Regions from separate parts of the Homo sapiens genome. Here regions 2 and 3 are each linked to region 1. The links are chromatin contacts, found by Hi-C in ENCODE. All regions are on one chromosome and are shown on one strand. Each heading gives the region's core, a stretch centred on a gene start or an enhancer-like site at or near the end of the contact. The rest is flanking DNA. Distances are from core to core; before and after follow the strand shown.

Evidence for each region. Hi-C counts contacts between places; a loop is a spot of excess contacts on that map. Pooled maps may share reads with other maps.
Region 2: a loop to region 1 is called in a map with no recorded cell type, with 10 times the contacts of the local background. The contact joins the enhancer-like site here to the promoter of LINC02930 in region 1. A Hi-C loop is called at or near these places in 3 of 37 single-sample maps with no recorded cell type and 2 of 50 pooled maps.
Region 3: a pooled map shows a loop between it and region 1 (9-fold over the local background). The contact joins the promoter of TIAL1 here to the promoter of LINC02930 in region 1. A Hi-C loop is called at or near these places in 3 of 37 single-sample maps with no recorded cell type and 1 of 50 pooled maps.

The regions. Positions count from the first base shown.
Region 1 is chr10:120,606,777-120,610,488 of GRCh38, reverse strand. It overlaps LINC02930 (long intergenic non-protein coding RNA 2930), which reads right to left and starts at 1,907. Exons shown (of 5, transcript XR_002957103.2): 1 at 1,716-1,907.
Region 2 is chr10:121,752,578-121,756,289 of GRCh38, reverse strand. The region is part of intron 11 of ATE1 (arginyltransferase 1); the gene reads left to right. Among named protein-coding and RNA genes, the nearest start is that of FGFR2, 160 kb to the right of the region's middle. RefSeq lists an enhancer at 1,980-2,039. Within about 2 kb of position 2,034, at least 4 of the 41 ENCODE cell types and tissues checked have a DNase peak (open chromatin) inside an H3K27ac peak, as active enhancers do.
Region 3 is chr10:119,595,247-119,598,958 of GRCh38, reverse strand. TIAL1 (TIA1 cytotoxic granule associated RNA binding protein like 1) reads left to right here and starts at 1,995. Exons shown (of 12, transcript NM_003252.4): 1 at 1,995-2,525. The coding sequence starts at 2,494. It overlaps LOC105378512 (a long non-coding RNA gene), which reads right to left and starts at 3,395. Exons shown (of 2, transcript XR_946358.3): 1 at 2,967-3,395; 2 at 1-2,345. RefSeq lists enhancers at 783-872, 768-1,765, 1,763-2,352, 1,766-2,764 and silencers at 2,363-2,472, 2,883-2,982.

The DNA of each region.
Region 1 (3,712 bases), core at 658-3,157:
TGGCAAGCCCATTTCTCTATTAAGAAAGTTCTTAAAACTGAACCAAAGTCTCTTTCCTACTCATTGGTTCTAATCCTTCCTCTGCCATGCAAGAAATAAGCCTACTCAGTTTCGTATATCATAGCTCTTGATGTGTTATACTCTGCTCAAACCCAGCAGCCACTCCCAACGACCTGTCAAATCCCGAGTGTCCTTTTCTCTAGCCAACGATGCTGCAATAGAATTCTGACTCTCTGGGTTTCTTTTTCTTTTTTGCTCTCATTATTTCTCTGATTAAGAGAAATTTTCCTCCATTCTTCCTTCCTTCCTCTTATTTTCTTCTTTCCTTCCTCCCGCCTCCCTTTCCCTATCTCTCTCTTCCTGTTACAAAACATATACAATTTAAAAACATTGTTCAGAAACACCATCACATGCCTCCACAAGTCTCTGCAGTCTCTTTGGTAGTACTAGACCCAGATCTGGTCCTCATAAGCATTGCTTTCTTGCTCCATAAAAAGAAAATCTCAGGTCCTATTTGTCTGTGAAATCATGGTAAAAAGTTATCTTTGGGGTCTTATTTTTCCCAGAATGCCAATACTGGTCTACTGAACCTAGACCTCATCTTTCCATTTCGTGACACAACTGCTTTCTTCTGAGCACAAAATGGAGCTGAGAGTCAAGACAATTACGCGATTACATTCAGATGACAAACTTTTTGGTCTTAGCATTTGATAGAAGAAAAAATATTTTATTAACATAAAACTTGCTGATGGGTATCCAAAGCCTCCACTTCATCACACACAGTGCAGACATGGCCTTTGAGTGCACACCAAGCTTAGTAACCTCCTTGCTCACTAAACTGTGGTGCTTCTCTTTTCACAAACATAAGCTGGGATCTTAGCAATTCCCCATCTGTCCACAGGTGAATATGTTATTTGAGAGAGGAGGCAGCTGCTACAACTCTTCATGGAAAACCAACATTGTAATTGCAAAAATAATTTGCAAATGATATTTCATGTGTTGCATTATTGCTTGTGATACTGATGGTTTATTAACCTACTTTCTTCTTATTTCTATGGGAAAACACAAAGACCTCATTTTTCCCTCAGATCACGTCAAAGTTAGGATGGATTTAAATGTACATTTATTTATTTATATACAGATATTCAGATAAGTTGGACAGCCACATCCCTACATTTTCTAAAATGACATAATGGGCATCAATAACAGGGTAAAATTGTGGCTCTGAGCCATCAGACAGAAACTGACGTTGCAGCCCAGCTGTGTGTACACAAACACTCAGGCTGATGAAGGAAGGCCACGGAATTCAAACCAGCACATCTTGCTGCTTTGCATTCAGCCTGCATCACCCGGGACAGAAAAACAGTGTGCTAATGAGAGAAAAAGTTGAACAACATAGAGTTCCTCTTTACAGGTTCCTAACATTATCTGGACAAACTGAGTGTTAGAGCTGGCCCGAGGGCTGATGGTGAGCAAGGGAACCGTCCAGGAGCAAATGAAACTGTCACGAAGGAAATGCCAGGCTCAGATAGACCCCACTCAGGAGGAAGGAAACCAGTGAGAAGGGAGGAAGGGGACCCCATCTCTGTTTCAGGACTTGGACTCATGGTTACTGTCCCTTGCTAAGAGCAATGTCCATTCTGTTCAGTCACGTGGGATGCAAACTCTAAACAAACCTTGATGAAGAGGAAAAGAGAATGCATTGGCTCAAGTACCTGAAAAGCCCAGGGCAGGGCTGGTTTCGGGCTTGGCTGGATTCAGAACCCAAGTGATTTCAGGAGTTCACTCCCTCCATGTTTTGCCTCTGATTCCTCTGCCTGGGATCCACCCAGAAGCACCTTCTGCAGTAAGATTGCTGGAGCTGTCCAGGTTCCCCATTCCATCCTCACAGCAACTCTAGCCAAAAGAGAGTTTCTCTTTTTCAGTGGTTTCCATTGAAACCATAGAACTGAGTCTCAGTAGCTCTGATTGGTCAGCTGTGGGCCACATGTTCATCCCTTAACCAATCACTATGGTCAGAGAGATATGGTATTCTCATTGGCCAGGCAGGGTCACATGCTCATCTCTGAAGCTGAGGTGGGGTCAGCCCCACATTGATCACTTGAACAGGGGAAGACTGAATCGTTATCAAAGAAGAGTTGAATTCTATCAAGGGGCCAGGAGTGTAGGACAGCAAACAAAAACAGGTAACCACCTCAGGTTAAAAAACTGCCTGAAGGGAGGGGTCACGGTTTACAGATGGCAAGGAAATCCTAGATACAATGCTAAATAGTGGCTTCATTAGTCATCATCCCACTTGTATCCATGCAGGCTAACAGATTCTGTCATGGATTAGGGCTCTGCTCTTACCAGCCATCATTCTGACCATGCCCACTGTTGAGGACTATGGCTCCCAAGTTGGTCTTGCCATGAGATTTTAAAAGCATGAAATTATCAAGGACAATTAGAATGAATTTGTCTTCATCATCAGCCAGTCAGAAGTTTTGAGAACTAATAATGCTTAAAATCTATAGTGATCGCCTTTAATTATTCTTTCAGCCTGTAAGTTTTCACGTTTTCTTGGCTGACTTTTAATAATGAAACCTGCTGACTTTTAATAGTGAAACCACTGTTCTGACTCATTATTTATATCAGGTGTGTTTCCAATGTGAACTTATAAAGTGGTAGACATTTCTTGGTTATTTTATGTTTTGTTAAAAGTATCAGGGATCATTATGTCTAAGTTTGTTAATTACGTTGATACTTCTCCCAAGGGTTCCATTACTCTCAATGTCAGACAACTGGGAGAAGTTGTTCTGAAAGTCATAGACAGCAGACAAGAGCCTTTTAACTGATGTATTCATTTCTTTAAGAGGCCATGAACTGGCAGTGTCTTCTCTCTGGAATCTCTGTTAGTCATTCCTACTGACTCATAGCAATTCGCTCTCTGAGCAGAAGTTCCCATGAGAGAAGACCCCACTAGATGGTGATGTCAACTGATGGAAGAATTTTGGATGATGTTTACAAAGCAAGGAGGTCTTGTGAGTCTCACCAGCAGGCCAGTGTCAAGTGGAAGAGGCCAGGCCTGGCTGTTGGCCATAGGCTTGGCTGGAATTGGCAAAGGTGCCATTTTAACTTCCACACCCTGCTCATGGCTACCCACTCTACTCCTAACCAAGCTATTTATACCACAAATGCCTGACTACAGATATGGGGACATAAGTGAATGAGAGAGAAAAAGAACGAGAATGGGAAGCATTTTCCCACTTGTGCCATTACAACTGGTCAGGTCCCCAAGCATTCACTTGTTGTCTTCTCTGAGTCTGACAGCCACTCTATGAGTTAGATAGGGCAGGTATTGCTGCCATTTTACAGATGAGGCTTGTCCAGGATCACACAGCCATCTTGGATCCACTACCCAGTAGAGCCTGTGGAATCCATCTCAAAGGGATTAAAAGGATTGAAAATCTGCCCTGCAGATACTGATCAGTCAAGACTTTCTGCATGTTCAGGACAGCTACTGTTCTTTCCTCTCACTATTTCAAATAGCTCAGTCTCAAACTCTAGGCTGATTTGAAGCCCTTGCCTCTTCTCTCTCCCAAAGAGTCAAAAGATATAGTAGCCAGGGAGCCCTTGAACATGCTCCTCCCAACAGCAGCCCGGAGTTCATGCAAGTGAAAGGCTTTGTGAAGACATCAGCCACCCTCTAGCAGATTATTTTATAAATCAGATA
Region 2 (3,712 bases), core at 785-3,284, 1.1 Mb before region 1:
GCCACAGGGGCGGAGCTGCCCAAGACCATGGGAACCCACCTCTTGTATCAGAGTGACCCGGATGCGAGGCATGGAGTCAAAGGAGATCATTTTGGAACTTTAGGATTTGACTGCCCTGCTGGATTTTGGACTTGCATGGGACCTGTAGCCCTTTTGTTTTGGCCAATTTCTCCCATTTGGAACGGCTATATTTACCTAATGCCTGTACCCCCATTGTATCTAGGAAGTAACTTAGTTTTGATTCTACAGGCTCATAGGCAGAAGGGACTTGCCTTGTCTCAGACGAGACTTTGGACTTGGACTTTGGGGTTAATTCTGAAATGAGTTGAGATGTTGGGGGACTGTTGGGAAGGCATAATTGGTTTGAAAATGTGAAGATACGAGATTTGGGAGAAGCCAGAGGCGGAATGATATGGTTTGGCTCTGTGTCCCCACCCAAATCTCATCTTGTAGCTCCCATAATTCCCATGTGTTTTGGGAGGGACCCAGTGGTGAGTTATGGGGGTGGGTCTTTCCCATGCTGGTCTTATGATAGTGAATGGGTCTCATGAGGTCTGGTGGTTTTAAAAATGGGAGTTGCCCTGCACAAGCTCTCTGCCTGCCACCATCCATGTAAGACATGACTTTGCTCCTCCTTGCCTTCTGACATGATTGTGAGACTTCCCCAGCCACATGGAACTGTGAGCCCAATTAAGCCTCTTTCTTTTGTAAATTGCCCAGTCTTTGGTATGTCTTTATCAGCAGTGTAAAAACGGACTAATACACAACATTTTTTATTTTTAAATTTCAAATTTACAGGAAAATGACAAGAATAATACAAAGAACATATGCATACCCTTCACTCAGACTCCCCAGTTATTAACGTGTTACCACATTTGCCTTATCACTTTTTCTGTTTTACTCTGTATTTTTTTCTAAACCATTTGAGAATAAGTTTCTGATATATTGCACCACTGTCCTTCAGTATCCCAGTGTGTATTAGCTGAAAACAAGGACACTTTTTTTTACATTACTAGACATGGCCATCAAAACCAGGAAAGTAACATTGAGATGTTACCATCTAATCCACACACCCTGTACAAGTGTTACAGATTTTCCCTGTAATGTCCTTTATAGCACAAAAATGCATACACACATACACAAGCCTATGTTACTTTTCTCTCTGTTTTTTTAGACCTAAGGTTCAAGTGAGGATCCTGTGTTACATTTATTGTTGTGTCTTTTTAGGCCCCTTTTGTCTAGAACAATACCATAGTATATCCTTGTCTTTTGTTACCTCGATATTTTTGAAGAGTCCAGTCACTTTGTAGTTTTTCATTTGTGTTCATCAAGTATTTCTTTGTAATTAGATTCAGGTCACATAGCTTTGGCAAGAACACCCTAGAAGTGATGCTGGGTTTGTATTGCATCATATCAGGAGGTATACAGTGTTAATTCATCTCTGTACTGTGACTTGAATTTTTATCACTTGGGGAAGTGGAATGTACCAGGTTTCTCCACTGTAAAGTTGATAAGTATTTTGTACATGTTAATAAGTAATTGGTAAATATTTTGTAGAAAGCTGTCCTGAGATGGTGTAAATATCCTATTGTGTCAGACTTATATCTACTGGTTTTTACATCCATTGACGATTCTTGCCTCAATCACTTATTACTGAGATGGCTGCCAAATGATGATTTTCTAATTCTATCACTACTTCTACTTTTATTAGTTGGCATTCTACAATAAGGAAAAGCAGTCCTCTTTCCCTGTTTGTTGTTTATATTGACTCACGGAATCTCATTCTAATCAATGTGTTATAAAATTGTTACTTTCATTATTTATTTTGAATGCTCAAATTGTCTCAGATTTGGCCAGTAGGAGCCTTTTCAGGGTGACTCATGTTTTCTTTTGACAAGTCCCCATCATTTTTTGAGCACTTCCTTTCTGGCACAAAATATTTCAGACTCATCTTATACTTTCTCTGACTCAGTTCTATAATTAGTCACGTCTCCAAGGAGCCCTAGTTATTTTTTGTGAAGAGTAATATTCAGAATACAAGATGTGAGTAATAAGTATGCTCATTGCTACCGGGGTTTCATTGCTTCTAAGCCCTCTCAGCAGACAGATCTAGGCAATATATGTGAGTTTATACACATACGTTTATATCTACCTGTGTATCTGTATGTCTATATCAGGGTATAAAAGTCATGGGTTTTCACCAGTATCTGGAATTTTAATCCAGCACAACAGTTTGTTCTAGTCTTCTCCTTTTCCATACTTGTAGCTCCATTCTCTGACTGAGAAATCTGGCCTCCCCATTTTCTCAGTATATTTATTTATATGCTCAGTTCCCTTGTATGTAACTAATTTCTTGACCACATGGGGCAGAATTGGCCCAGTCCTGCCAGCCTGAACTCACAAATGTCTCTTTGGCCCAGCCCCAGCACATAAACCAACTTCCCTCTCATCTTTGAGAAATCCTGTAATAGCATGTTTTAATTTACGTTTCTTTCATTATATTCTATGAGTTTTTAAGCCTCGCCTTTATTAGGATAAAGATAAACGGTGAAATAGGAAGTGTCTAAGATGAGTATTTAGGGGTCAAAACATAGAATAGAAATTTGAGAGTCCTTATTCATCATCATAAGAGATTTTATTAGCATTTTACTTGGCCAGTATTTACAGATCCTACCAGCAGTATATGTGCTGAGGTGATAAAGTTGATGTGATTTTTTTGTATGCAATTGCCTGATTTTTGCATTCTTTCTGCTTTTCTCTGGTGACCTTTTACTGGACTTTGATACCAAATGACCATAATATCAAAATTAACCTGGAGTTCTTTCTGGCTAGAATCATCTTGATAAATTATATAATTTATATTTTGTTATGTGACTTTTGGGAGCCAATGTTGTTTTTAATCAACATATCATGAGTTTAACTAAATTGCATAGATTTTTTTCCTTTGAAATATTATATTTTAGCCATGCCAGTTCAGCAAGAAAATGAAATAAAAGGCATTCAGATTGGAAAGGAAGAAGAAACACTGTCTCTATTCTCAGATGACATGACCTTGTACATAGAAAATCCTAAAGAATGTAAAGAACTATCAAATAAAATGAGTTCAGCATACACAGAAATCAATTTTATCCTACACACTTAAACAGTGAGCAATTTAAAAATGAAATTATCAACAGTTGCGTTTACAACAGCATTAAAATAGAATTGTTAGGAATAAATTTAACAGAGCAATGCAAAAATTATATTCTGGAAAATACAAAACATTGTTCAAAGAAATTACAGAAGACCTAAATAAGTGAAGAAAACATCCCATGTCCATGGATCAGGAGACTTAATATTGTTAAGATGGTAGTACTCCTCAAATTCATTTACAGATTCAGAGCAGTGATCTATTAAAATCCCAGCTGGCTTCCCTGCAGAAACTGACAATCATAAAATTCACATGGAAATGAAAGGAACCCAGGATAGCCAAAACAATCTTTAAAAAGAATAATAAAGTTAACACTATGTGGTCCTGGCATGCAGGTAGACATACAGATCTGTGGACTAGAGTTGAGAGTCCAGAAATAAACCCTCATGTTTATGGTCAGTTAGTTTTCAAAAAGGATGCCAAGACAATTCAGGGAAAAGGATACAGCCTTTCAACAAATGGTCCTGCATCTTTCAAAAAAATGAAATTGGCCCCCTACTTCACACCATATACAAAAATTAA
Region 3 (3,712 bases), core at 746-3,245, 1.0 Mb after region 1:
TATTGTGTGTAGGAGGTATAGCATAGATACAGATATAAACTCGTGTCATTATAACTTTTTAGTGTGGTGGGTTTGTGGCTATAATCAAAACTAAAGTAATAAAGGTGGGTGCGGTAAACTGAATAATGGTCCACCAAAGATTTCTATGTCCTAATTCCCAGAATTTGGGAATGTTATGCTAAAAGGGACTTTGCAGATGTGATTAAGAATCTTGAGATAATCTTCGCCCAAAGTAATCACAAAAGGTTCTCGTAAATGAAAAGGGGTGGCAGGAGAATCACGATGTACGTACAGAGGCAGAGAAGAAAGAAGATACTATGCTTCTTTTCTTGAAGATGGAGGATGGGGCCAAGAGCCAAGGAATGCAGGCAGCCTCTAGAAGCTGGAAAAGGCAAGGAACCAGCCCTGCCGACACCTTGATTTTAGCCCAGTGTAACTGATTTTGGACTTCTGACTTCCAGAATTGTAAGAAAATAAATTCGTGTTGTTTTAAGTATCTAAATTTGCAGTAATTTGTTACAGCATCAACAGGAAACTATCACAGCGGGCCAGGCATGGGTTAATGAATTGGATTATAATTAAATCCAGTTCTACACCTAGGTCCAATTAAAAACATAGACAAAACCTTTGAGTGGCTCCTCACTGCCTGGAAGAGAAAGCTCAAATTCCTCAGCATGAAATAGATTCTTGACAACACGGTTCTACAAGGTCCTCTCTAGCTTTAGTTCCCTTCCCCCCGCTCCCGCCCGCATCCCCAGCCCATACATTTTAGCCATGGGTCCTGGCGTCTGAGCCTTTTGTTGTTCCTACGGACTCTTATGGGGCTCAACTCCTTTGCCGTGTCTCTATGAAGTCTTTCAGGTTGAAATTTCCTCCCCTGAAAATGGACAACATAAGGGCTTGCTGCATGGTTGATTCTGCTTTCAAGATTAATGTTCAGTGGCACGCATACGCACCGCCACTTGCAGAGGTCGACATGCACTTAGTACATGTCGGCAGAAGCAACTCTTAAGCCATTACTAACCGGGGCAGTTAAGTTCTGGCAATGGGCTGAAAGATCTTTCTTCATCGCCACTCTTCACTAAGCTACAAGACCAAGTACTTTCTCCTGAAGGTACTTAGAGGAGGAAAAAAGCACACCAGGAACTGTTGTGGGGGGTGAGAAGACAAATTCTACAGGGATGCAGAGCTAGTATGAACATGGCTTCCCCTATCTTCATGCAAAACTGCGTTTCTAGCCCACATGACTGATGTCTGTAAACGCAACTTTATGTTTGTGCACGTCTCTGCCCAAGGATTTTTTTTTCTTTTAACTCCAAGAATACGGGGGGAGTTGGGCAAGTCATTATAATAGGGCTCCTCTTCTTACCCCACTATCCGATGAGACATTTGATAGGGAAACCTCTGAAACTTGTAAAGCAATTTACAAGCAGGCCACCTACTTGTATTTAACAAATAGGCTAGAAATACCTATTTGTGGGAAATCGAGTCCCCAAAACACCCCAACCCCTCCGGGTCCCCGCCAGCACAGCCTCTCTTCTGACTGTCGCGCGAAGCGGCGGTTGACTAACGCGAGCCAGCCGTTCTGATGAACACAGGAGGGCCGGACGGCCCTGCTGGCTCGGACACCACGCGGAGGGAGAGTGCTGCCTGAGCCACAGTTGAAGAAACCGCTCTCGGGCTGGACGAAGGCGGAGCAGCAGCTCAGACTGGGCCAACAGAAGAGCCTTACAATGCCTGGAGCAGTCCGAGGACAGCCCCCGGCGCGAGGAACTCTGGGACTTGTAGTTCGCTTTCCCAGACAGCGCTTTTCCCCACTTGGTCTCCCCGCCTTTCAATGTCGCTTTTATTCTTCCCTTTACCTCCCAGCCCGCCGACTTCCTGGTCGTCGCACGTCCTCACGTATGACTACACTACCCAGAAGTCTCCTCTTCACGTCCCAGCGCGGGTGGGCGCCGGCGGCTCCTCTTAACCACAGGTTCCAGAAGTCCTCTGCAGAAGTGCTTCCCTCTCTCATTTCCAGGACCACAATTCCCAGAGACTTCGGCTTCACGACGTTTCTCTTTTTGCCCGATCTCTCCCGGAGCTGGCTGGGCTTCGGCCGGCCAGAGGCCCACAGCGACGACGTGATCCGTCGTGAGCGGGTCCCAGGGTTTCCTCGGCGGCCCTTTTTTCTCTCCCCTCGGTCGTCCCCCTTGCAGGCTGTCGCGGCTGGCCTGAGCGGTGACCTGGCGGGTCGCGCCTGCGCTCTGCCCTGTTTCCTGCCTGGCTGGTGGCGGCGGCCATTTTGTTCATCCTCCTCCTCCTCCTGCTCCTCCTGGTTGGAGCGCAGTGTCCGGAGCGGGCTGGGGGGAGAGAGCCCGAGAGCAGGGTTCGGTGCCTTTTCCTCTGTCCCCAGCCGGTGCCCAGAGCCCCCCTCCCCTTCCTCCCCACCCCCTCCCCTCCCCAACCCTGCCCTCCCCCTTGTCCCGGGATCGCTCCGTCGCACCCACCATGATGGAAGACGACGGGCAGCCCCGGACTCTGTGAGTACCCGAGACGAGGGGTGCCAGGCGCCAAGAGGCCCGGGCACCGCGGGACGCTAAGGGAGGGAGCAGGAGAGACTGGGCCGAAGCCGGGACTCTAGGCGGCTCCCTGACCAGGGCGGCGTGGACGCGAAGTGCATTCCTCATCTGTCCCCTTTTCCTTGGGAAGGAAATCCTCCCTTCCCCCAAACAGTCACTTCCTGGGGTCTGGGGCTTGTCTCGACCTTTTTCTCTGGCGTCCTTCTTTGCATGCCCTCCCTAGGCCGGGTTTCTGCACGGCTGAGGCTGTCAGGCCCAGGAGAACTCCTGCACCCCCTCCGCGTTGGACGCCCTGGGCTGGGCCTGGAGCTGCCGGCGCCCACGGGGGAAGGGCCTGGCGGGGGTAGGATTGGGGGTGGGCCCGGGGGTGGGCCCCGCGGGCCCTGAGGAATTAGCACTCACCCCTTCCACGTCCTCAGCTCGAGTCGCTCCCAGCTCTTCTCCCCAGCTAAGCTCTCGGAGGAAGCAGGACACTCTTTCACCACTCAAGCCCCTTCTCTCTTTATGCCCCACGTGCCCCCGCCCACGCTGTCAGAAACACCCGCCTAGCGCCCGCTACTTTTGAAGTACATAAGGGATACCTTTTGCTGCCCGAGCATCTTTCCCTTCTTGGATAAAGAAGTTTACTTTGAGCGCTCCCTACGCTAAACTGACAACCAGTTGTTAAACTCCTTTTGCTCTCTAGGTGTTGCCTCTTCCTAATCTGTTTGTGCGTCGAAAGCTTCAGAGTTGGCTAAAATTATGTCTTCATCCGCTATTTGATGTGTGTCTTCTGAACGCTTTTTCTCCTGTCTTGCTGTTGCTTTTTACCTGAAGCTCAATCTAATGAATGAATTCCATCTTCCAACCACTTAATTCTGGTTTCCTTCCTTTCCAATGAAGAGTGATGACTCAGCATTTGCATTCCTTTCTGAATAGTGTGGCACTCCTTTTCTCTGCATCTTTTTTTTTTTTTTTAAGTCTGAATACTTTTTAATTAAATGTTTAAATTGGGCACCCTAATTTCCCGGCCTCTCCAGGTCTAGCACTCCTACCTTGAGTACCAAGGAGTCAGATCGCTGCTTTGTTTCTCTTGCCTCTCCTGGTATTGATAGGATCATAGTCCACTTGGCTCTGCTCTCTGATGGGGAAATTGCTTTTTAGGGAAT